3 separate regions of the Mus musculus genome follow, and all the other regions are linked to region 1. Evidence: chromatin loops called from intact Hi-C (ENCODE). Cell type or tissue: gastrocnemius. All regions are shown on one strand. Region 1 holds the start of Rpl9 (ribosomal protein L9). Region 2 holds the start of Rfc1 (replication factor C (activator 1) 1). Region 3 overlaps Fam114a1 (family with sequence similarity 114, member A1).

What was found. A loop is a pair of places that touch in the nucleus more often than their neighbours do. Peaks named below come from ENCODE experiments on the same cell type or tissue, not always from the same donor. Only the 100,000 strongest peaks of a DNase experiment are listed, where the experiment ranks them.
Region 2: it touches region 1 in a loop (7-fold over the local background); 17 of 42 quality-filtered maps call a loop at or near these places.
Region 3: it touches region 1 in a loop (2.2-fold over the local background); 10 of 42 quality-filtered maps call a loop at or near these places.

Annotation. Positions count from the first base shown.
Region 1 is chr5:65,387,850-65,395,849 of GRCm38, reverse strand. Rpl9 (ribosomal protein L9) reads left to right here and starts at 4,419. Exons shown (of 8, transcript NM_011292.2): 1 at 4,419-4,474; 2 at 4,858-4,904; 3 at 4,996-5,111; 4 at 5,367-5,462; 5 at 6,240-6,372; 6 at 6,699-6,779; 7 at 7,171-7,288; 8 at 7,409-7,486. The coding sequence starts at 4,859. The coding sequence ends at 7,277. It overlaps Lias (lipoic acid synthetase), which reads right to left and starts at 4,353. Exons shown (of 11, transcript NM_024471.5): 1 at 4,177-4,353; 2 at 3,461-3,630; 3 at 1,816-1,909; 4 at 405-485. The coding sequence starts at 4,221. In gastrocnemius, no CTCF peak of the experiment used is centred here; a DNase peak (open chromatin) is centred at 4,366; H3K4me3 peaks cover 2,931 bases; H3K27ac peaks cover 2,112 bases.
Region 2 is chr5:65,332,057-65,340,056 of GRCm38, reverse strand. It overlaps Rfc1 (replication factor C (activator 1) 1), which reads left to right and starts at 4,418. Exons shown (of 25, transcript NM_001347357.1): 1 at 4,418-4,533. The coding sequence starts at 4,531. In gastrocnemius, a CTCF peak has its summit at 1,478 (motif pointing left); a DNase peak (open chromatin) is centred at 4,354; H3K4me3 peaks cover 1,729 bases; H3K27ac peaks cover 1,387 bases.
Region 3 is chr5:64,999,182-65,007,181 of GRCm38, reverse strand. Fam114a1 (family with sequence similarity 114, member A1) reads right to left here. Exons shown (of 14, transcript NM_026667.3): 4 at 1,271-1,384; 5 at 1,039-1,148. The region is part of intron 2 of Gm32374 (a long non-coding RNA gene); the gene reads left to right. Among named protein-coding and RNA genes, the nearest start is that of Gm32374, 17 kb to the left of the region's middle. In gastrocnemius, a CTCF peak has its summit at 4,040; a DNase peak (open chromatin) is centred at 1,088; H3K27ac peaks cover 3,411 bases.

The sequences.
Region 1 (8,000 bases):
TCTGGCCGAGCCTGAAAATATATTCAACTGAAAGATGAACATGCAGATCTGCATGGAGTTACGAGGGAAGTACCACTTGTTAAACAGATGAGACAGAAAAAAAAATACACAAAGCAAATAAGTACGAAAAATATTTCCAAACGTTAATGCAAACATATACCCTAAGGCGCCAAAGAGTTCGACATCAGATACTAATATGTGGAAGAACCAATAACAGATTAATTCAGAGAGAGTGAAGTCACAACGAGTGTCAAGACGGCCAGGTTCTCTCTTTGTGAATTTATAAACATTTCATAAATGTGGTAAGAGTCTCACTGGATGTTCACAGTACACGTTCGTAGGAGGAGGGCATCGACATCTCTGTACCATGCCTGAACTAAGCGGTAGAGACCAGGTTGCCTTACCATGATCGTGGCTGTGGCTGTGGCATATTCCCCACCTCCCCAACACTCTCCAATGTTGGGGCACCGGGCTTCCTCACACACCTGTGAAAGGGGGAAACGATACATCAGGTTGAAAGGACCCATCTACCAATAATGAAGTACTAGGTATTTTAAATGTTCTTGTTTTTTCTTCTTAAGATTACTTTTATTAGGGCTGGATAGATGGCTCAGTGGTTAAGAGCACCGACTGCTCTTCTGAAGGTCCTGAGTTCAAATCCCAGCAACCACATGGTGGCTCAATGAGGTCTAATACCCTCTTCTGGAGTGTCTGAAGACAGCTACAGTGTACTCACATATAATAAATAAATAAATCCTTAAAAAAAAGATTACTTTTATTAGCTGGGTGGTGGTGGTGCATGATTTTAGTGCCAACACTTGGGAGGCAGAAGCAGGCAGATATGTAGGAGGCCAACCTGATCTACATAGTGAGTTCCAGGACAACCAGGGCTATGCAAAGAAACTCTGCCTTGAAAAACAAAAACAAAAACAAAAAAACAAAAAAAGACAGAGAGAGAAAGAAAAAGATTATTTTTATTCTAATTTTCTGTGTATAGGTTTCTTGACTGTGTGTATATCTATGAACCACATGCATGCCTTGTGTCAAAACAGGAGAGAATGCTAGATCCCCTGAAACTAGAGTTGGTTTCACTCTATAACTAGAGATGGCTATGAGCTACCGCATGCGCGCTGGGAATCAAACCTAGCGTCTCTGGAAGAGCAGCCCTGTGCTTTTTTTTTTTTTTTTAAAGATTTGTTTATTATTATATTTAAGTACACTGTAGCTGTCTCCCGATGCACCAGAAGAGGGCGTCATATCTCATTACGGATGGTTATGAGGCACCATGTGGTTGCTGGGATTTGAACTCAGGACTTGTCAGTGCTCTTAACCACTGAGCCATCTCTCCAGCCCCAGCCATGTGCTCTTAACCACTGCCATTATCCACTGCCTATGTCTCCAAAGAGTGCAAAAGAAATGTAACCACTGTTTTTCTTGTAGGAAAATTCGACTTGGTTTTACACACACTAGGACACCACTGGGATACACTCCCGGCCCCTACACGTCTATGTACGCTTTTATTACTGTTGATAACACTTCACTTTTCATCCTCATCTGCTTTCCTTGCTAAACTTTATATTCTCATCAATCATTTCTTTTTGGTCTCATCTGGCACCACCCATTTTAAAATCCAAGCACCCAGGAAGTTAGGGCAGGAGAATCACAAGATTGAGGACAAACAGACCTATACAGTTTGTCCCAGACCAGCCTATGCTACCTCATGAGACTATATTTAAAAAAAAAAAATCCTTTACAAATATAGAGAAACAGTATAGGCATTGGGTAAAACGAAGAGGAAATACACTGGCCACTTACTGTGTGGAGACTTAAATTCCGCAATGTATTTTTCAGTTTATTGTAGTTTTTACCCATGGGTATCTTTGTCTTTAGCCATGGAGGTAGTCTTAGCCTAGGGAAAGCCAGAGAGAGCGGTCCATTACCAACCAGTGGAAAGCACGCACCTTGCTCTAGCAGTTTCCCAGCATAGCCTTTTCTGTGTTTCTGAACTAACTCAACTCCATCATAGTGATTAGAACAAAGACGCAAATTCAGGTCTGCTTAAGATGCTTTAGGAAACCCTGATACCGGAGTCTAAGGGGTGTGATGCTTATACCGACCCTCAAACGTACATTGCTATCCTGTTCTAACTAAAGGACGGATTCGGGTTTGAGCATACTCTTCCCTATGAATGCTACAAATTACTATAGTAAACTCAGGGCAAGCAAGGAACCCAACTGCACACCATTTATCCTGCATTCTAAATTCTAGTCATTAATAAAGGCAGACCGTTTGCTGGTTTCAGTGGTTCACATCTGTGATGCTGTAGGAGGAACAGGAGTTCAAGGTCAAATCTAACTACACAGTGATTTCAAGGCTAGCCCAGACTATATAGATGAAACCCTGATTTAAAAGAAACCAAGAAATGAAAACAACAACAACAACAACAACAAAAAAGACAGGCCTACCCTTTGGAAAGCAAGCTATATCTTTGATTTTCCTTGACTATCCACTTCTGATCTAGAAGCTGTTTGATAAGCATTTTTGAAGACTACGCTGTACACCAGTCTTCTGTTATTATTTGTTTACTGTGTTGCTAGGAATCTGGCATCCAGAGCCTTCTGCCTGCCAGGCAACCTTACGTCATTAAAAAACAATTAAGATAAAGGAATCATAGGCTACATGCAAACAAGTTTGAGCCGGATGTGGAGGTGCACACCTTTAATCCCAGCACCTGGGAGGCAGAGGCAGGCGGATCTCAGTTCTGAGTTTGAGGCCAGTCTGGCCTACATAGAGAGTTCCAGGTTAGCCAAGAACAAATAGTGAGTCCCCATCTCAAACAAACAAACAAAAGAGTAAGTTAGATGATCAATACCCATTAACAATTAAAACTATATGAAGGCATAAATCAATAAAGTAAGCCAGGTGGTGGTTGTGCACACTTTTAATTGCAGCACTCAGGAGGAAGAGGAAAATGGATCTCTGAGTTTGAGGCCAGCTTGGTCTACAGAGAGAAGTCTAGGGCAGTTAGGGCTACATAGGGAAACCATCTCCAAAAACCCAAATAAATAAAATAACTATCAAGAGAAAAACCTATACTTTCTCAATTAGATGCTAGATATAAAATGGGATATGGCAGCATAAAATGGTCATTTTGGAAAGGATGAAGAAATGGCCAAAGGGTACAGAAAAACCTACAAGGCTTGATTAAAAAAGAAAAAAAAAAAAAAAAAAAAAAAAAAAAAAGCACAATGCCAGGCAGTGCATCTTTAATCCCAGCACTTGGGAGGCAGAGGCAGGTGGATTTCTGAGTTCGAGGCCAGCCTGGTCTACAGAGTGAGTTCCAGGACAGCCAGGGCTACACAGAGAAACCCTGTCTCAAAAAATCAAAACCAAAACAAACAAACAAACAAACAAAACCAAACAATGCACAAAGTCAAAGTGGAATCTAATGTTCAATTACCTTTCTCCTTTCTGGCGCTTTAAGTTTCCTTTATATTCATCCCATGTACTCTTGTCTGCAAGATCACCAGATACAAAATCTTGAAGGTCTGGTCCATTATGCAAAAATTCCTTTTTCTTATCTGGCAAAGAACTTAATGCTCTAACCGTGAACGCATATCTTCCAAATATCTACAAAAAGGGTTCAGTACAACATTCACTCAGTAGACTCTGAAATAATTTAGTTTTAACCCATTATAATACCAAAGCTAAAGAAATTGATTCAGAAATTATGTAAAACGATTTAAGAGCTCAAACTACGTAGATCAGAACCTGAAAAAGACTCAAGGTGAAAGAACCGTAAGTCACGGCGGCTCAAACACGTAATGCAGCTCTCAGAGGAGGCAGAGTGAGGAGTCGTCTTTGGTCTAAGAATTTAGTTTCAGGCCAGCCTAGATTACAGAGACCCTGATGCACGCTCAGCCATGACAAATGGGGGAAAAAAGTGGGACGCAGATCAAAGTTAACCGCTAAATATAGGTTAGAAAACCTTAGTGGGTGACTTAACATGCCACGTTTTCATGTCTTCTATTCCTAAAACAGGTACTAAAATATGTTGTCAACAAGTTTGCAATAATTAAGATATGCCACAGCTGTCGGGGCTTTTAAAAAAAGGATATCTGGAACAATTTCCCTAGTTTTGAACTTAGGATAAGCAATGGCGTTCCCGCCGCTCACCCGGGACCCCAGGCTGCGAGCTGTATCCCAGCAGCGTAGAGCCATCCCCCTCTTTTAGGTCTCAGGAGTGTCAAGGGATCGAGGGAACAGCACCCCCGGCACCGGACGCGTCCAACAACTCGTCGCTTGAGTCATGACGCGATACGTCGTCGCCGACCGGCGCGACTCGACTAGCTCGGCAATCGAGTAGTTCCGCCTTAAAGCCGTCGCTCGGGTCGTGACGCGACACGCAGGGCCCTGACGGATTACAAGAACGTGATGACGAAAGACGTTCTCTCTTTGCCCCATCTACTGCGAGGTGAGGAGCTTAGGGACCGGGTGCCCCGGGAATCTGAACCCATCCTCTGTTTGGGGACCCCGGCGGCATGGAGCCGATGCCCCAAGGCTTTGTCCCGACTGTCCCCCAGCACGACGTGCGTCCTTGGGACTTGGTGGCGCGAGCTGGAAGTGGCGTTCGGGCTTTCAGGCCCATCTCGGTCGTAGCCCTTCCGCCATGGCGCACCGAGCCGGGCTTCCTTACTCTTCTCCGGGGCCCCCGGTCCAGTCCTTGTCCCGGACACACCTGGGTCCTTGTTGCCGGCTTTCGTAGCTGGCGATTCCCGTTGGGAGCGGAACGCTGCCGGGTCTCGGGTGTAGAGCGTCCCCCGCCCCAGCCGTCTCACCCGGGTGTCTGTGTTTCAGGATGAAGACCATTCTCAGCAATCAGACTGTGGACATTCCAGAGAATGGTGAGTAGATGGCTCCCCGCCGGCCGCTGACGGCTTTCCTGCATGCTCTAAACCCCGGCCTATGGTCTCACCAGTTCACTTTCTCGTTTAGTCGAAATCACTCTGAAGGGGCGCACAGTCATTGTGAAGGGCCCCAGGGGGACTCTGCGGAGGGACTTCAATCACATCAACGTGGAGCTGAGTCTTCTTGGGAAGAAGAAGAAAAGGGTAAGAACTTGTGTCTTCCGATGCTTCGGGTGCTTGCTTGTAACAAAACCCGGTAACCGATGTTAATCCCCCACCCCATGCGTGGCCGAGTGGGTTACTCGGACTCAGTTCTTTTATGAGTGAACTTGGGTGTGTGTGTGTCGTCCCTCTGGTGTCCTGTGCGTGTGACATACGGTGCATTTGTACATGGCTTTGCGTGCTAGTACTCGCCAGCTAAAAGTGCTGTGTTTTAATTCTAAAGTTGTTGTGTTTCAGCTCCGGGTTGACAAATGGTGGGGTAACAGAAAGGAACTGGCCACCGTCAGGACCATCTGCAGTCATGTTCAGAACATGATCAAGGGTGTCACGCTGGTAAGTCAGCCCTCCACTCTGCCCTTTAACCCTTTGGAAGAGGTTCCTTGGGTGTGTATAAATGTCTAGGGCCAGGATGGACTGTACTTCTACAAAGGAGGCACTTTCAGATATTGGGGGTGGGTTAGCACAGATCAGACCCAGGAATTTGCTGGGCAGGCTCCTTTACTTCTGTTTCAGGGGTTTTGTTTGTTGGTAGATACATATAGTGGAGATTGCTGGCTGGTATGTTTGGGACTCAATGGATAGAAAAGACAGCCAGAGTTATACTCTGTCTCAAAAAAACAAACAAAAAGATCTGACTTGTGCATCTCTGAAGTTACTGTTCTAGATCCTTTCTCCCAAAACAGTTAATGCTGAAGAGGTGTTGTTTTATAAACACAAGCTGTACTTTGTATACCTATTGGATCGTGTTACCCTGTTGCTCCTGGGGAGGACTGGGCCTTTTGTTTAGTCTGGAGTCACTTATTATCTGGTGGTGTCTGTAGTAACTCCACAGATGCCTAATGCCAAAAATGAGGATCTTATGCCCTCAAAGGATGAGATAGTAAAAGAAAGCTTCCTCCTGGAGCTTTGGGAAGATGTTGCAACTTGCATATGGTGGGTAGAGTGCGTGTGTTAAATTTCCACGACATGACAAAAGCACCTTAGGGCATTTAGAGCTGACTCTAAATTCAGCCTGGGGAAACTGAAGAAGAGGAATCTCAAAATCTAGGCCAGCTGAACCGAAAACTTTGAGTTTGTTCAGGATGGCTCACAGTTGCTTGTTTGATGCAGGGCTTCCGATACAAGATGCGGTCTGTGTACGCTCACTTCCCCATCAACGTCGTCATCCAGGAGAATGGCTCTTTGGTTGAAATCCGAAATTTCTTGGGTGAAAAATACATCCGCAGGGTTCGGATGAGGACAGGTGTGTGTGGGCCTTGAGGGATGATGGGAACTTGCTACAGTTCTTTGTCCTTGGGTCTGGATGGAGCCTTGGTGTTCGGGTGTGGTGAAGACTGTTGGGTGGTCCTGAGCTTGAGGTTTTCCTGAAGAGGGAGTATGCTGAAATAGTTGTAGGATGCATCAGCCTTTTGTGGGATCTGGGAGTCACATTTGTCATCTGAGATGACAGGAGGTTCAATTCCAACCCTAAAGTCTTAGAGAACTTGATTGGTTGCTTGGGGTTTTAAATGGAGTTGTATTGGTGAGATGTCTCTCCTGTTAACGCTGTTGAATACACACCTCTTTCAGGTGTGGCTTGTTCTGTCTCTCAAGCCCAGAAGGATGAGTTAATCCTTGAAGGAAATGACATTGAACTTGTTTCAAATTCAGGTGTGTATATTTGTCATAACAGACAGTAACATTTTATCTGAGCCTTGAGGTTGAATGTGTGTCTGATTTCTGTTTCCAAACTTCTGAGAAACAGGAAGAAATCCATTGTGGATCTGTTGTGTAGGTATTTGTATGCTGTGCTTTGTATCATGAGTACAAAATGGTTGTGTGTGCTCTGCTCGTAGATGTTCAAATTGGGTGGCACATGGCTGGCTTGGTTGGGAAAGTATTATTCGTTTTTATGTCTATATTGGGGTGTGTATGCCACTGCTCAGATGAGATCCAAGGACAGTGAAGGAGCCCCTCCTGTGTAGGCTTGAGGGATTGAGTTCTAGTTAGTTGGGCTTGTATGAGATGAATTTGGCTATGTACTTTTTTGTGTCCTGTGTAGCTGCCCTGATTCAGCAAGCCACAACAGTTAAAAACAAGGATATCAGGAAGTTTTTGGACGGCATCTATGTGTCTGAGAAGGGAACTGTGCAGCAGGCTGACGAGTGAGGAGGCCTCAGGTGGGTGCCCATGTCTGCAGCTGACTGCTTCGGATGAGCACAGTGTGATTAAAAAGGATTAAAAGAACTTTCTGAGCAGGAATATTGGCAGAAGATTTTACATGTGTGTTTGTTTTACAGTTCCTGGCCCCAGAAACGAGATCCTGACCACATGAACAATTTGGGCTCTTTTGGGAGAATAAAAGACTTATATATTGATTTGTGTGTCCTTGTCTTTTCTGATTACTTAATGGGTCAGCGATACTCAAGCAACAACGTTACTTGGGGTTTTTTTCCCCCGTGGAAACAATTGGCTTAAAATAGCAATGACAGGCAACTTTCCTAGTGGATGTTGAGTGAGTGTGTCACTTTGGGTAGGTCCTAGAGGTGCTTGACTTTGACCTAGGCATGATACTGACTGTTGGGTGGGCAGGTGTGTCTCAGTAGTCTTTATAGAGTTGTAATTCTAGCACAAGCAATGAACCTGTGGTATAGTATAGGATTCTAGATGTAACAGACTTGGTACTTGTGTGAATTACTTCCCTACCCACCTGGGAGTGACTTGTGAATGCTAGGCAAACACATTAGTCCCAGACCTGTAACTTGGAGAAGGAGGTCTCCTCTGATGGCCTCAGGCTCCACCTTGTCTCTACCTACTTGCTGCTTGGATCATAGGCAAGTACCACAACACCCAGATTTTTTTTTTAAGGATTATATGAGTACACTTTAGCTG
Region 2 (8,000 bases), 56 kb after region 1:
GGCTCATGTATGTGGATTAGGAACTATCAGATCCAACTGTTCACAAGATGAGGAAGAACTAAGAAAGATCCTATTGTCAATATTCTAACTTTTGGAACAGAGAGTTTTTTCATGGAACACAGACAATTCCCCTAGCATTTCTGTTCCCAAGTGGGAAGGAAAATAGTTCTGATTTTCACAAAATTGGCTTTGTTGATTAAAAAAGAAATCCCCACAGCCTCTCTTTTAAGGATTCAAGCAAAAGTATTGAGCACTATATAAGCAGATCTAAGACATAATATTTCCATTTAGATGTGTCTTTTCAACATGAAGTCTTCAATCATTAGGGAAAAGCAGACAGACAACAACAAACAGGGGTTAGAGAGATGGCTCAGCAGTTAGTAGCATCTACTGTAATTGCCCGGGGTTGGGTCCCCAGTCTGGTATAAAATGGGTGTGGTGGTGCAGGTCTGTAATCTGACTCAGCATTTGGGAAGTGGATGCAGGAGGATCAGAAGTTCAAGAAGTCTTAGCTACACTGCAAGTCTGAGGGCAATCTAAAATACACGCTATTCTGTCTTAAAAAGAAAAAGAAGGGGCTGGTGAGATGGCTCAGTGGGTAAGAGCACCCAACTGCTCTTCCGAAGGTCCGAAGTTCAAATCCCAGCAACCACATGGTGGCTCAGAACCATCTGTAATGAGATCTGATGCCCTCTTCTGGTGCATCTGAAGACAGCTACAGTGTACTTCCATATAATAAATAAATAGATAAATAAATCTTTAAAAAAAAAGAAAAATATATACTAAAAATAACGATACAAAACTATACAAGTTTACTTTTTCATTCTTTTCTGAGACTAGATCATTCTGTATAGCCTCAGCTTGTCCTGGAACTTGCTATGTAGACCGGCTGGCCTGGAACTCAGACACCCTCTTGCCTCTTTTCCCCAAGGGCCGGGATTAAAGGTGTGAGCCACTATACCCAGTTGCAAGTTTTCTTTTTTTTTCTTTTTTGATGGTTAGGGTTGTGGTAGTTTGAATATGCTTGGCCCAGGGAGTGGCACTATTAGGAGGTATGGCCTTGTTGGAGGAAGTGTGTCATTGTGAGGGTGGGCTTGGAGACCCTCCTCCTAGCTTCCTAGCAACAGTCTATTCCTGGCTTCCTTCGGATGGCAGATGTGCACCGGAACTTCAGCTCTGCCAGTGCAGTGCTTCCTGCCATGATGATAATGGACAGAACCTCACAACCTGTAAACTGCCCCCAATTAAACGTCCTTTATAGGAATTGCCTTGGTCGTGATGTCTCTTCACAGCAATGGAAACCACAACTGAGATAAGGACTTTATTTTTAAAAAGATTTATTTTAAAATTATGTGTAGGGCTGGAGAGATGGCTCGGAGGTCAGGAGCACTGGCTGCTCTTCCAGAGGTCCCGAGTTCAATCTCCAGCAACCACAGGGGTAGGTCACAACCATCTGTAATGGGATCTGGTGCCCTCTTCTGGCCTGCAGGCATACATGCACGAGAACACTGTCTACATAATAAGTAAAAATGGTTTTAAAAGAAATAAAATTATGTGTAGTATGTATATCTGTGAGGAGGTATGTGCGTATGTGCACCATATATACACATTGCCCGAGAAGGTCAGAAGAGGGCACAGATCCCTTGGAAGTGCAATGTAGGTGACAGGAACCCAGTTTTGGGAACTTGGCATGAGCAGCATGTGCACTGTGGAGTCCTCTCTCCAACCCCCATGGTCTTTTTCTTTTTCTTTCTTTTTTTTTTGGGGGGGGGAAGGGTGCACAAGGGGCTGAACTCACAGAGATCTTAGCCTATGAGCTATGAGTGCTGGGATTAAAGGTGTATGCCACCATAGCTGGCATAGGTAAGTTTTATGTATCTTAGTCATTGATGTAAAGCACAAAGATTACTGTGCATTGGTGTATGTTGTAATGTTATATGAACAAAATTATATCATACATCTGCTGTGTACATCTTTCTAGAGATTAGTTCACAGATTTTACTGATTTCTCAATGGATCACCAATTATTATCAATTATTATCTCAATATATCAACCAATTATTGTCCTAAGCAAAGCTGTGGAGTATAGATGCATCTAATTTTGGAGTGCTCTCCCACTTAATTGATTTTGTGCTTTTGAGTGTGAGCACACGCCTGCCAGTGCGTGTGTGTGTGCGTGTGTGTGTGTGTGTGTATAGGCATCAGAGGACAGATTTTTTTAAGAGTTGACTCGCATTCCTTCCATCTTGTTTTTGAAGCAGGGTCCTTCTGGTTATCTCTGCCACATGTGTGCAAGCTTTATAATAATGATGATCATTGTTGACTTAAAAACACTGTGGTCATCCACATATAATGGTGCATGCCTGTAATCCTAGTACTGGGGGCGGGGGAGGGGGGTGAGTCAGGAGGATCTCAAGTTTGAGACTAACCTGGGTTATACACTGAGACTGTCTGAATTGAACTCAAACCAAATCAAGTAACCACCATTGCTGCTGCCGCCACCAGCACCAGCACCAGCACCATCAGAGAATGCTATTACTACTTGATATGTGGCAGAAATAGTTGTGTCTTAACAGATGAGGACCCTGAGTCACAATTACTTCTCTATGGTCTTGTAACTATTACATAGTAGAGCAGGAACTGAACGAATGGCTTCAGAGGGACCTAAGCAGGGAAGTCCTTCTCACCAGTGACTGTTCACTTGTTTCTAAGTTGGGGATTATTATTGTTGGTGAATTTTAACCCAGAACAGTGCAAAAAATGCATGTGGGTTACATGTTACAAAAAATGCAGAGTATGGTACTCACCTTTAATCCCAGACTCAGGGAAGCAGAGGCAGGCGAATCCATATTGTGTTCCAGGCCAGCCAGGAATACATAGAGAAATCCTCACTCAAAAAACCAAAATTATGTTGCAATAGACATCTACTTAAATACAAACTCTTGTATTCCTGAAGGCTTTACTGTCTTTCCCAGTAGATATGGTGTCATAAAATGACAAGACCCAACAAGAAGTGGTTAGAAAAAGATTTCAAAGTTCAAGGCCAAAGTTTGATACTGCCCTCTACACTAAATTCTTTGATAGTCACGTTTTCTCTTAAAGTTATATGCAATTGTTAATTTCTATTCCACAACCAGGTTGCTCATTTACTCATAGGAAACTTGCTGGCCAGGTGTGGGCTACCACCCCTATAATCCCAGCAGTGGGGTGGTGGAGGCAGGCCCACTAGAGTTTCATAGCAAGAGCAGCTTCCAAAGCTTGCTTATCCTAAATCTTTTCTTGTTTTTTTTTTTTTTTTCCCCTGTGTGGGCGTGTCTTGGTTATGTCAAAGATTTGACTATTCTTTAAGAGACTTAATGAAGCTTTAGGAAGGAATTAAGGGGCTAGTTTTCTTCCTTCCTTCCTTCCTGTCTTTCTTTCTTAGATTTATTTATTATATGTAAGTACACTGTAGTTGACCTCAGACACTCCAAAAGAGGGCATCAGATTTCATTACGGATGGTTTTGAGCCACCATGTGGTTGCTGGGATTTGAACTCAGGACCTTTGGAAGAGCAGTCAGTGATCTTAACCGCTGAGCCATCTCTCCAGTCCCGGGGGCTAGTTCTCTTAGCTTGGTAGTTTTAGAGCAAAGACATTGGGGCTGAGGGTTGCCCAGTTGGTTGCATGCATTCACAGTAGCTCTGAGTTTGATCCCTTGCATCGTGTAAAGCAGGAGTGTTGGCATATATCTGAGATTTCAGCGTTTGGGAGGCAGTAGAGAAATCAGAAGTTCAAGGTCATTCTCAGCTACATAAGGAGTTTGGGACCTGGACAAGTCACATGATCTTCTGCCTCAGAAAAACAACCCCCCCAAACAAACAAAATGCCTTTACTGTAAACAGTCCGTTAAATGCAAACATATACCCACGTGATGGAAGGTTCCCTGAAAGTTGTTCTCTGACCACAGCTTGTCATTCCATCTTCAATAGATAAATGTATTAAAAAGTTAAAAAAAATGTCCATTCACTAAGGGTCTGTTAGTTTGAGCCAAAATCAATAGGTCAAACATTAAAAATAAAATAAATCAGTGTAAAGTTTGATGAGAACAGTTGACCTTTGCGGGGCGCATCGAATACACTTCATCCTACCGTGGTGGCAGTAAGAACTTCTGGAAGCGGCTACAGAGCACTGCCCTTGCAGCACGTGCGTGTACTGCAGGAAGGAAGCCACCTGGGAACCCGGCTTAGAGGAAGTCAGCCTCAGATCCCAAATTGGGCGTCTCCCGGCCACGATCGCACGCGCACTCGCCGTCCTACAAGGTAGCAACCCTCCGGTTGCTAGGGCTGTGGTCCTGCACCCAGTGCGCAGCTCCCGCCTCGGGGCGGGGCCGCGGGGAACGCGCGCCTCCGACGTCATCGCCGCGCGCCGCCGCCCGCGCTTCTGCTACTTCGCGGGAGAAGTTGTTGGCGCCAATGGATCCCGAGCCCCGATAACGAATTACCCCAGCCACGGGCCTGCCCACCTGCTCCTGTTCGGTCGTGGGGCTGCGATGGTGAGCCGCCCGGGAGGCCGTGCAGCTACAGAGGCTTTGCAGGCGGGGGTGTGAACGGGGCGCCGCCGCGGTGCGGGATGGGGAGGACGATGCAGAGGGCTCCGAGGGGCCCGGCTTAGGGTGCGGGGCGCACCAGGGACGCAGCTGCAGGGAGGTGGCTGCTACGCGGCAATTTCACATCCCCACCCCCCCGACTCTTGGGGGAAGGGAGGAAGGAAGAAGAAAGTTGATTTGGACGGGGCGTTAAAAGTTACTTTCGTGTACAGCCTTGTCCCAAATCATCTCTGTTGGAGTGCTTCCTAAAGTCCCGACTTCAAGCTTTGCGTGGAAGAATGTCACACTTGGCTTTCGCAGGGAGAAGTTTGCTCGGGCCTTCAGCTTGAATCAGCTTCCTGGAAGCGAGTGTCAGCTGTGACACAAGGAAGTTTATTTGTTTATTTTGTTTAGAATAATTTATAGGAGTTGAGCGGATCCTGGTTTACCAGGAATAAAAACACGGCGAGTACAGACGGATGTTCTGTATTTGACAGCTGTCATCTCTTATCACCTGTTACGATAAGTAGTTTTTTTTTTTTTTAAACCTCAGTTCCAACTTCAATAATTCAATGTAGTGGACATTCAAATAGTTTGAAAGTGAAATTGTTTGAAAGTCCCTGGCATAGGAGACAGATACAAGTTGGAAATAATTTTTAATTTACTGGACCACTGAAGATGTTCAGCTAATCTACAAGATATTTAACAATCACACTTACACACACTTTTATTATTCTTAAGCTTGTCAGAACACCAGCATGCAGGGGAGAAAAGTGTTACACCAAACTGGAAAAAGTTTCAGCTCTCTGTTTTTTATTCTTTGGGGAAAAAAGATAGTGATGGTAGCCACCCAGAGTCGGCCTTTTTATTTTCGGGATAATATGTGAGTTTGCTTTAAATACCGTCTAGAAATTCATCTGAAGTGTTGTTTTGGAAAATATTTATTCTTATTTTAGTTATGTGTATCTGTGTTTGTATATGCACACATAGTTTGTGTATGCACACATATGTTTGAAGGCCCATGGTAGCCAGAAGAGTGTGTCAGATCCTCCAGAGGTGGTGTTACAGGTGGTTTTGAGCTGCTTTCTGTGGGTGTTAGTTCTGGAAGTCAGGGTCTCTGCAAAGAACAATATGCACTCTTAACCACTGAACCATTTGTTCAGCCCCCAAGTCCAATACATTCTTATTTGACTTGTAACGTGTATGTTGTGTCTGAGTATATTTCTGTGACTATGCATGCCTGATGCCATCAGAGGCCAGAAGAGGGTGTTGAACCCTTTGGAATTGGAGTTGAACTCATGTCCTCTGAAAGAGCAGCAAGTACTCTAACTCCTGAGACATCTCTTCAGTCATACCTCTCCAGTTCATTGGTGGTGCATGACTTTAATCACAGCACCTGGGAGGCAGAGGCAGGTGGATCTCTATAAGTTTGAGGCCAGCCAGCTCTACAGAGTGAGTTCCGGTACAGCCAAGGCTACACAGAGAAATCCTGTTTTGAATAAATTACGTGTACAAGTGTTTTGTCTGCATGCGTGTATGTGCAGTGCATGCAGCCCTGGTCCCAAGAAGGTCAGAAGAGGGCATTGGGTCCCCTGGTACTGGCGTCATACATGGGTGTGAACCATCACGTGGGTGGTGGAAACTGAAGCCAGGTCCTTTGCAAGAGCAGCAAGTGCTCCCAATCACTGGACACATCTCAAGCCTCCCAAGTTCTTCGTGGTTGTTGTTGTTGTTTTGTTTTTTTGAGACAGGGTCTCTCTCTATGTAGTCCAGGCTGTTCTAGAGCTTACTATGTAGAGCAGGCTGGCCTTGAACTAACAAGAGATGCTTCTGCCTCTGCCTCCTGAGTGCTGGGATTAAAGTCCCATGCCTTCATGCTCAGCTCCAAGTTTATTGTTTTGAAGGAAGATTTGGGTAATAGTGCCATGTGTCAGGTCTTGAAATTACAGTGTAATTATAGATTAGGCTGGTGTGAACTCATGATCCTCTTGCCTTAACTCACAGTCCAGTTTTTTAACAGTAAAGATACCTTTGTTGTTGTTGTTTTTCGAGACAGGGTTTCTCTGTGTAGCCCTGGCTGTCCTGGAACTCACTTTGTAGACCAGGCTGGCCTCAAACTCAGAAATCTGCCTGCCTCTGCCTCCTAAGTGCTAGGAAATAAAGGTGTACGCCACCATGCCCGGCTAAAGATACCTTTTAAACAGTTTGTCATACAACTAGAAGGTGGTTAAACTGGAAGGAGAGCCTAGGCATTTCTGACTACTATGCTATTCTGCCTCCCGAAAATGATCAGCGTTGCATTTTGGAATTTAGGTGTGTTGGTATTGTGGGAAGTTGAGATTTTTTTGTTTTTGATTTTGTTTTGTTTTTCGAGACAGGGTTTCTCTGTGTAGCCCTGGCTGTCCTGGAACTCACTTTGTAGACCATGCTGGCCTTGAACTCAGAAATCCGCCTCCCAAGTGCTGGGATTAAAGGTGTGTGCCACCACGCCCGGCTAAAGACTTTAATAGTTAATAGTTATATTAACATGCTAATATGCCTTATAATTATCTGGACCTGTACAAGTAGATTAACTCAAGTGACTCCTGTCTCAGACTTCCAAGTGCTGTGATTACTGGTGTGATCCACTGGACTTTATTCTTGGTTTCTGCTTGCAAAAAGGATGGGATGAATAATAACTACTACCTTGATAACTTAACATTAAAAATTATATTTATTTACTTTTTTCTTTTTTTTTTTAAAAGATTTATTTTTTCATTTATTATATGTAAGTACACTGTACCTGTCCTCAGACACTCCAGAAGAGGGAGTCAGATCTCGTTACCGATGGTTGTGAGCCACCATGTGGTTGCTGGGATTTGAACTCCTGACCTTCGGAAGAGCAGTTGGGTACTCTTACCCACTGAGCCATCTCACCAGCCCATTTATTTACTTTTTAAAAAATGTGTGTGTGTGTCATAGCATAGTTGTAGAGGATCCAGGTTTAGTTTCCAGCACCCACCCACATGACAGCTTATAGCAGCCTGGTCCTCTTAATTAAAAGATATACTTATTAGTTTATGCATGTAAGTGTTTGCTTGCATGCTTGCATGTGCACCATGTATTGTGCTTGGTGCCTGAGGAAGCCAGAAGAGGGTGTTGGATTTCCTGAAACTGGAGTTACAGGTTGCTATGAGCTGCCATGTGGGTGCTGGGAACTGAACCTGGGTCCTCTATAAGGGCAGCAAGTGCTATTAACTGTTCAGCCTTCTTTAATGGAATATTTGCAGAATTAAGACAATTTTAAGGGCCAGAGAGATGGTTCAGTTGGTATAGTGCCTGCCCTACAAGCATGAAGGCTTGAGTTTGGGTCCCCAGCACTCAAAATGCAGGTGTGGTTGTATGCATTTGTAACCCCAGTGTTGAGGGAGGAAGGGAGCTAGGTGGATCCCTGG
Region 3 (8,000 bases), 390 kb after region 1:
GTTACAGAGAGAGCTTCCCCCACTCTCATGGGTGGCCTTGAACAGCTCTGCGTTGTGACTCTTAACACTTGGTGTGCCTCCTTCTCCCTATCCAGTCTTCCTTTACTCCTGGCACTCTTTTGTCCCAACATATGGGTAAGATAACCTACGGGGCCATTCACAATCCCCTCCTTTCCCATAATGCATCACACACCATTGTTAAACCGCCTTAATATGGCAAGACATAGCATTAGCCTATATGGCCAGAGTCTGGTGAGGCTCCTCACACACAGTAAGGGTCAACTGTCTCTCTTTAATATAACAAATGGATAAATGACTAAAAAGGGCACGAGCCCATATTTCTAGAAAATATAGTTAGCTTGTTCTACATAGTAGACTCCTGTCTTCCTGGTGCTAAGGACCTGCTGACTTCCTCTTCTCACTGTGGTACCTCTGCTTCCTTTCAATGTTTATCATCAATAGCGAGCTTCCTGGAGGAGTGAGATGGTTGAGTATCTGTCTTTAAAAAAAATCAATTCAACTTAAATAAAAAGGAATAAACAAACAATGGAAAAATAAGACTTTCAGGTGTACGTTTAGGGTTCTGCAGGGAAAGGGGCTGTAGGGATCAGGAGGGAGGCTATGGCTGGGTTGGTCTCTGAGTTATTCTCCCTGAGTCATTACTAGTCCTTTTTTGCTTTGAAGGATTTCCAATTTTAAGAGAACTGAGACCTGATCCAGGAAGAACAGCTGTCCCAGCTCCAAGTTCCCTCCCTCACCTAAATGCCGTCCTTGAAGCAGCTAGAAGGGACACTGTTAGATCAGATTGGAAAAAAAATCTTCTAAACCACTCTCTTCTTTTAAACACAGACTGCATTTCATCTTGCCCTTATTATTTCAGATCCAAGGTTATAGCTACTCTGTAGCAGAAAGCATAACAAACTGGAATCCAAAGTCAGGAGTGAGGCAGCCTTCTCTCTGATGTATCTAGGTCACAAGCTGCAAAGATCAAAAGAACTGAGCCACTAGGGAAAACAGGGGAGGCCTCTAGGGACTCACCGTGTTTTGAACCACATTGGTGAGGGCTGACAGCATGCCTCTCGACCCTGCCGCCCCTGGTGGAGGAGGAGTGTGGGGGCCTCTGGCAGGGTCCTGATCTGGAGTCACATCTGTCATGGCAAGAAATAACACCCTGGTTAGAATGCATTTTGCTGATCTGAACTTGGGCTTTTCCCCACTGTGTAGTCATGCACACGGGTGTAACAAAACACCAGGCGAGCACGCCACTCACTTCCAGAGATTCCGTTTTCAGCATCAGTTGGGGCCCCTTCGGGAGATGCAGAATTGGCACTGTGGATTCGTAGGGTTGCCCCTGCCTTTTCTTTGACTGCTGTTAATCCATGACCTGCAAGGACATAAATATATAGTTCACAGAGACATTACAATCTGCACAGTCTGTGACCCTAGACTAATCTCACAAGACCATCTGGACTGCGGGGTTCTACCCTGAATGGCAGCAATGTGTTCAGATTCCCTGTGGTAGGATCCAAAGATGAACTCAGCATGGTCAGGCTGAGTGGCCTTAAAGCCACTCTCTTTTGTGACTCAGTTTCCTCACTATGTTCCCAGACCCCTTTTGGCTTCTGCCATGGTGGCTGTTTTTAACAGGGAAACTCCAAACTCAAGTCAGCGTCTTTGAAAGGCATGTCTTCATCCTGTTTTCTAAAGTGTCATATGGCTGATCAATCGTTCTCTTGTGGTCGCTGTTGGCTTTTTGAAGTCCTAGCACATGGCAGGTGCTCAGTTAACATGGGCTGGATTGAAGTCAGATGACCTTCAATACGTTCCTATGTATAAACCTATGTATAATATGTTCCTAGGATTATATGTATGGTGGCATATAATCCTAACACTCAGGGGGCTGAGGCAGGAGGATGGCAAGTTTGAGTCTAGCCTAGTCTGCATAAGATTCTAGGTCAGTGTGGGCTACTTAGCAAGATCGTGTCTCTAAACAAAACAAAGCCCTCCAAACAAACAAATAAAAAAATAACACTACAGTTCCTCAAACGTACACCATGAAAGGTCTTGAGCTGACAGCTCTAAATCAAAGGGTCACTCAGTGGGGAAATTGGGAAGGAGTAGCAGTCCAAAGTAGGCTGAAGGTCACGGACTCCATCAGACTAATAGCACCTGTATTTCCAAGAAGGGACAGTCTTTATTTCCAAGACACTGGCACAGTTGGGATTCGGTAAGGAGTACAGAGCAGACCTTCCCACTCATTGGGTAAAAACCAACCCTTGACTTGATAGAAAAGAGTCTTCTATTTCATCCACAGACAGCTTGACACCCTGCACTAAGATGGGGTAAGCCTTTCTTAGACAGGAGGAAGGGATCAAAGCACTGGTAGACCACTGCGGTCCTCATGGCTACTGGAGTTCTAGAAGGAAAAACAGCCTGTGCCCCCTCCATCTGGGTGCCTGCTACCTGCCGTGGCATGTAAGGAGAAAGGAAGCACGCATCCTGGGACCCTGGGTTGTTCAAACACGAGGCAGTGGTAACCAAGTCAAAGGAAGACACCAGAGTCAACTAGAACCAGTCAGAATTACAAAACACTGTTCAAATGACTGTTCATCCATCTCTTGAGTTAGAGGAAGACACAGATGAGACTCATACATACTCAAAAGAGTAGTATTTTGGATCTGATATCAATGCATAGAACCCTGTGGAAATCTAGGTGTGGTGGCATGAGTTTGTAGCCTCAGAGCTGGGGACATAGAGACAGATACATCCCTGGGGCTTGACATCCAGCCGTTGTAACTGAATCAGTAAATTTCAGGCCAAGTGAGCCATGCTGTTTCAAAAGGCAAGGCAGACACAATCCTGAGGAATACCCTTTGACTTTCGAGGTTAGCCTTTGGCCTCTGCACATACTCACACATGCACCCCCACATACACACAGAAGGCCGATTTCTCAGTTCTAACCTGATTTATCAAAGCAACACAGGCAATGGTATTTACTGGCTTCTTCCAACGAAAGCTATTTGTCATCATATATTACCTACAAACCCTGAAAACTTAGGAAACATGATTTACAGCTTTAATTACAATAGAAATATGTGCCTACACTCATGCAGATAATTAAACACAGCTCAAACTCATTACTGAGTTACTCGGAAAAAAAAAAAAAAACAAACTGCTAAGCCGAAGACTTAATTATAAGCTTTCAATCTGACTCGAATTAATTCTTTCTAGCCTCCAAAGAATTCCAAACATTTCAATGGAATCTCATCGAAATTTCAGCAAACACTTAAGTCGTTGGCTTCATATTCTTCAAGGTAGTTTAAAAACAACAACAACAACATCCACACAGACTTTCCAAAAGGAGACTGCAGAATTCTCCACGCATAATTCACAGCTATAGATTTCTGAGAGCCAAAGTCAGGGAATAAGTGATCTCTGGAGGCACAGCTTGCTCAGCTCTGGGGCTCAGCGGCGCTCACACTCATTATTAGCTCTTTAATCTTCCGGGGCCTTACATCCCCCTCTTTGACTTCCTCCACAGTAGGTTAGTCTTGTCTGTTTCTCTGTTGGGAGAGCTGCTTCTCATCTTGGCCAGTCTGTAGTCCCAGCACTTGGAAAGCAGAGGAAGGTAAGAGACTAGCCTCAGCTACCTAACAAGTCCAAGGCTTGCCTGGGCTACATGAGATACCGTCTCAAACAAAACAGCAAAGGGAAAAAAAGAACAAGCCTCCCACATGACCACAGACAAGTGTGCATAAACTGTCTCCAGAACTACCCCTTTGTTTTCGGAATGGAAGACAGTTTTCATGTGCATGCAGCTAAGATGTGTTTAAGCCGGCATTTCACCATGGTGCTATCTGTTCTCTGATTAACAATTCTAAGTTTTTTTGTAAGTAAAAGAAAGTACTTTCTGAATTTTCCTAGAAATTCAAATTTAAGCGTTATATTTACCTAAATATTGTGATTTTTTTTTAAATAGGTAGAGACTGCCACACCCTACTTAGCTGAGCCACTTCCAAAGCTTGACTTAGTGTGACATCTAGTGCCCAGATAAGGAAATCATAACAGAGCCACTGGGACTTTTATTTTTGACTAATGACTCCATTTCCAGAGGTTTCTACTAACAAGAAAAAGACAACAAATGTGTGTGACACTACTTGGTGTCGTTTGTGAAATAACTTCACACCACCACAAACCCTAAATATTCTAAAACATGGAAGGCTCCGGAATCCCAAGGCTCTGAGGCTGGGACTGGGTCTGGTTTTCAGGCTGCAGTAGGTGAGTGCTGGAAAGCCAAACCAGAAAACAAAACAAAACAAAACAAAACAAAAAAAAACACAAACAAACAAACAAACAAACAAAAAAAAACCCAGCAAACCCAAATCAAGACAAGAGGGCAAGAATGTCCCAAGAATGTTGCAGGACAGTGTCCTCTAAAAACATTCCATGGCCATCTGGCTTTTTAATTACCTGTGCTTACACGCTAAATGAAAGCAATCTAGACTGAAATCCGCCAAGGACATTGGTCCCACAATTTCTTAGCTGTGTGATGTTAACTTAGTTACCTAATTTGTCCGCGTGTCTCTGCTTCTGTGCTTTTTCTGCCATGAGAATTATAATATCGACCTTCCAAAATCTCTCCTCTATACCTTTAGGACATCCCAGACACTGTATTAAAGTGTCTACTTTTCTTAATAACACTGTGCTAAGAGATGTGTAATACCCCTTCCATAACTGAGAAAACTGAGGTCAATCAAAAGAACGTTATCTGCCAAAGGTCCCAAAGTTGGTAAGCGGGAAGCAGGATTTAAATCCAGTCCATCTGATGCCAGAACCAACATGTATAATCCCTTTGACATACTGAGGAAGTTTTATAGTTGAGAATGCCTTCTAACCTTGAAGGTCAGATCCTTGGTCAGGCTCTTCTTTAGAACACTTTGACTTATGCTAACCTGAACTTGAGTTGCCTCACCTTGACCACACAGCAAGGTGAAGTCCATGTTCGAAGTGTGGCCTTACTCTGGCTCTTGTATCCCAGTCATGCCTTGCACGGTCAGGGTTGATGTTCGGAATCACTCCCTGTACTGGAAGACGTGGGGATGCGGTTGGGTTGGGACCATGGGGTATGGGGTGATACCACACCCCAGTTCAATATTCTTCTTAAGTCCTCTTCTTGTGAATCCTATCAAATCCAAAGGCCCAGCCCATTGGGAGAGAGAGATGAAATAGCATACTTGTGGAGGCTGGGTCTCCGACCAGTGGTAAAGAGGAATAGCTGTAGCTCTAGACAGCATGATCGGGTAGCCCAAGGCTGCTTTCTGTTAGACATATTTGCCAATGGCAAGGGCTGCAGCTACGTCATGAGGAGGTCTCTTCCCATCTAAATTGCTTTCTTTTAAATATATTTCCTTCTTTTAAAAACAGTACATACAAAACAGACAAAACCATCAATTGGTTCTCTGATCTACGTGGCTGAATTTTCCCCTAATACGTTTTGAGGGAAATGGGTATAACATAAAATGTATCCTCTTAAGTGCTCCACTACACAGTTTCATGGAGCAGACACACCGCTAATGTCCACTTCCAGACCTCATTTGTACCCATTAGGCAGTAGCGCCTCCTCCCTCTACCTACCAGGCCCTGATAACCTCTGTTTTACTCTGTGTCTTTCTGATTTTGGTCACTCTAAGAACCCTATCCAAGTGGAATCCCACAGTACTTGCTTTTTGTGCCTGGTCTTGTTTAGCTTAGCATAACGCCACTCAAGGTTCATCCATTTGTGGTGTGTGTCAGAATTCCCTTCCTTTTTAAGGTTGCATATTATTTCACTGTATACCCTGCTTGTTATATATACCATTGGCAGATCTATGGCTTGCACCTACATGTTAGTGTTGTGAATAATGACAGTTTGAACATGGGTATACAATAACTCTCTGAGACCTTACTCTCAAGCCTTCTGAATATATACCCAGCAATAAAATAAGTAGATCACACCCTAACAGTTCTTTATTGGTGTATATTTTGGTTGTTAGCTCATATATGCGCGTTGAACCACCCTTTCCTCTAGCTCTTTGTTCGGATAGTACATCATCAAAGCCTAGCCCCAGCACCCTCTTAAAAACTTTAACCTACACTCCCAGCAACTCTGAGCTTTTTCTATTTTGTATATTTTTTAGATATTTGCCACTTCCTGGAACTTTGTATAATTTTCCTATTCAGAGAGTGTATTCTCTGCTGGCTTTTTTCTCCCTCTTGGGGGAGGGAGCTTTAATTCATTTGTTCACACTCAAGTGACTATGGCACACCCAATACAGTAAGTAGTCACTGCCTGGCTTCTGTATTGACCATCTCTGTACATATACATCAGTGAGCTTTTCAAAGAACCAGCAGAGGTGGGCTGGACTTAGAGGAATGTGCACTTCAAACTCTATGGAGAACGCCAACTGCCCTTTGGAGAGGTCTTGCCTTACACTCTTCTTGGGGGTGAATTGTAATGACAGTCATCTAAAAAATATTGATCTTGCCTCAGACACTTCTCTTAATGAATTCAAGACATAATAACAAGTCGTAGAATGTAGTTTTTTAGAAAAAGATACATCGAGGCTGCCATGCTCAAATAAGCAAACTAAATGCAGCTTTAAAAGGTGACAATCAACTTTCTTTCTGGAAAAGTCTTCGCTCTCCAAAACGATGGGCAAATTTCTCTGTGGTCAATGTTCAATATACCCTACCCTAGGGTCAGGGATAAGAATAAGTGCTACTGAGCTGACAATGTTTGCATCAAAGCCCACCAGAAATCCATCAGTCTTGTTCCTGATACAGAGATTTCAAAGCACTGTGGGAAACTGTAGCATCAATAGCATCATCCTTTTCATGGATGAACCGTGATGGCTATTCTTGGTTATCAACTCAACTACATCTGGAACCAACTAAACCCAAATGGCTGAGCCCACCTGTGAGATACTTTTTTCTCAATTAAACCCTTTGAAATGGGAGGCCCACTTCTAATCCGGATCTTTTGTAGTAGGAAGATCCATCTTTCATCTGGGCCACACTTTCTGCAGGTAGTCTATATAAAGGACATGGAAAAAGGAAGCTCTCTTTCTTCCTTTGTTTGCCAGTCCATTCCTTTGCTGGCATTAGAGCCTACATCTTCAGGATTCTGACATATACTGAAGAGTTGAGACATCTAGCTTTGTGGACTGAACAATTATTGGATTTTTTTTAACCTTTCATTGGTAGATAGCCATTGTTGAACTAGCTGGACCACAGTCTGTAAGCCAATCTAATACATTTTCACACACACGCACACACACACACACACACACACATACATACACACACATATATACATACACATATATATGTATATATGTATATATATAATATATAGGGGATATACATACATACACACACATATACATATACATACATATTCATATTAACTCTGTAAGTTCTATTCCTCTAGAGAACCCTGTATTAGTCAGGGTTCCTAACCCTTAAGAATTTTTATATCATCAACATTACTTCATAATAAACAGATAGATAGATAGATAGATAAATAGATAGTTCCTTTCCATTGATGTTACATTTGTACAGAGGGAAGTTTTCACAGTAGCACAATTTTGATGAGTCTGCCATTCTTTGCAATAAACATTGATGCTGTTTCGAAAGGGCTGGTAGAGAATGTCACCAGAATGTGAAAACTTGCAACCTGGGCGAGGATGGGAAAGGACAGAGTGACTTTGAGAAAGAAATATCAGATGCACTCTATTCCTCAATCAACTGTTCTGGCATTAGATATTTGCAGTCATAACACTGTCGCAACCAACTTTTCAAACAAACATGTAGGCCTTTGGCTGATCTAGTAACAAATTCCCCATTCTGAAGAGGTTTGACTCAGCGTAACAGCTGGACCATCCACTTCCTCCGAGAGAACCATTCTAAAGGTACGTTCTGTCTATAATGTGCTTGTGGGAAATCATTGCTGATTTTCATGA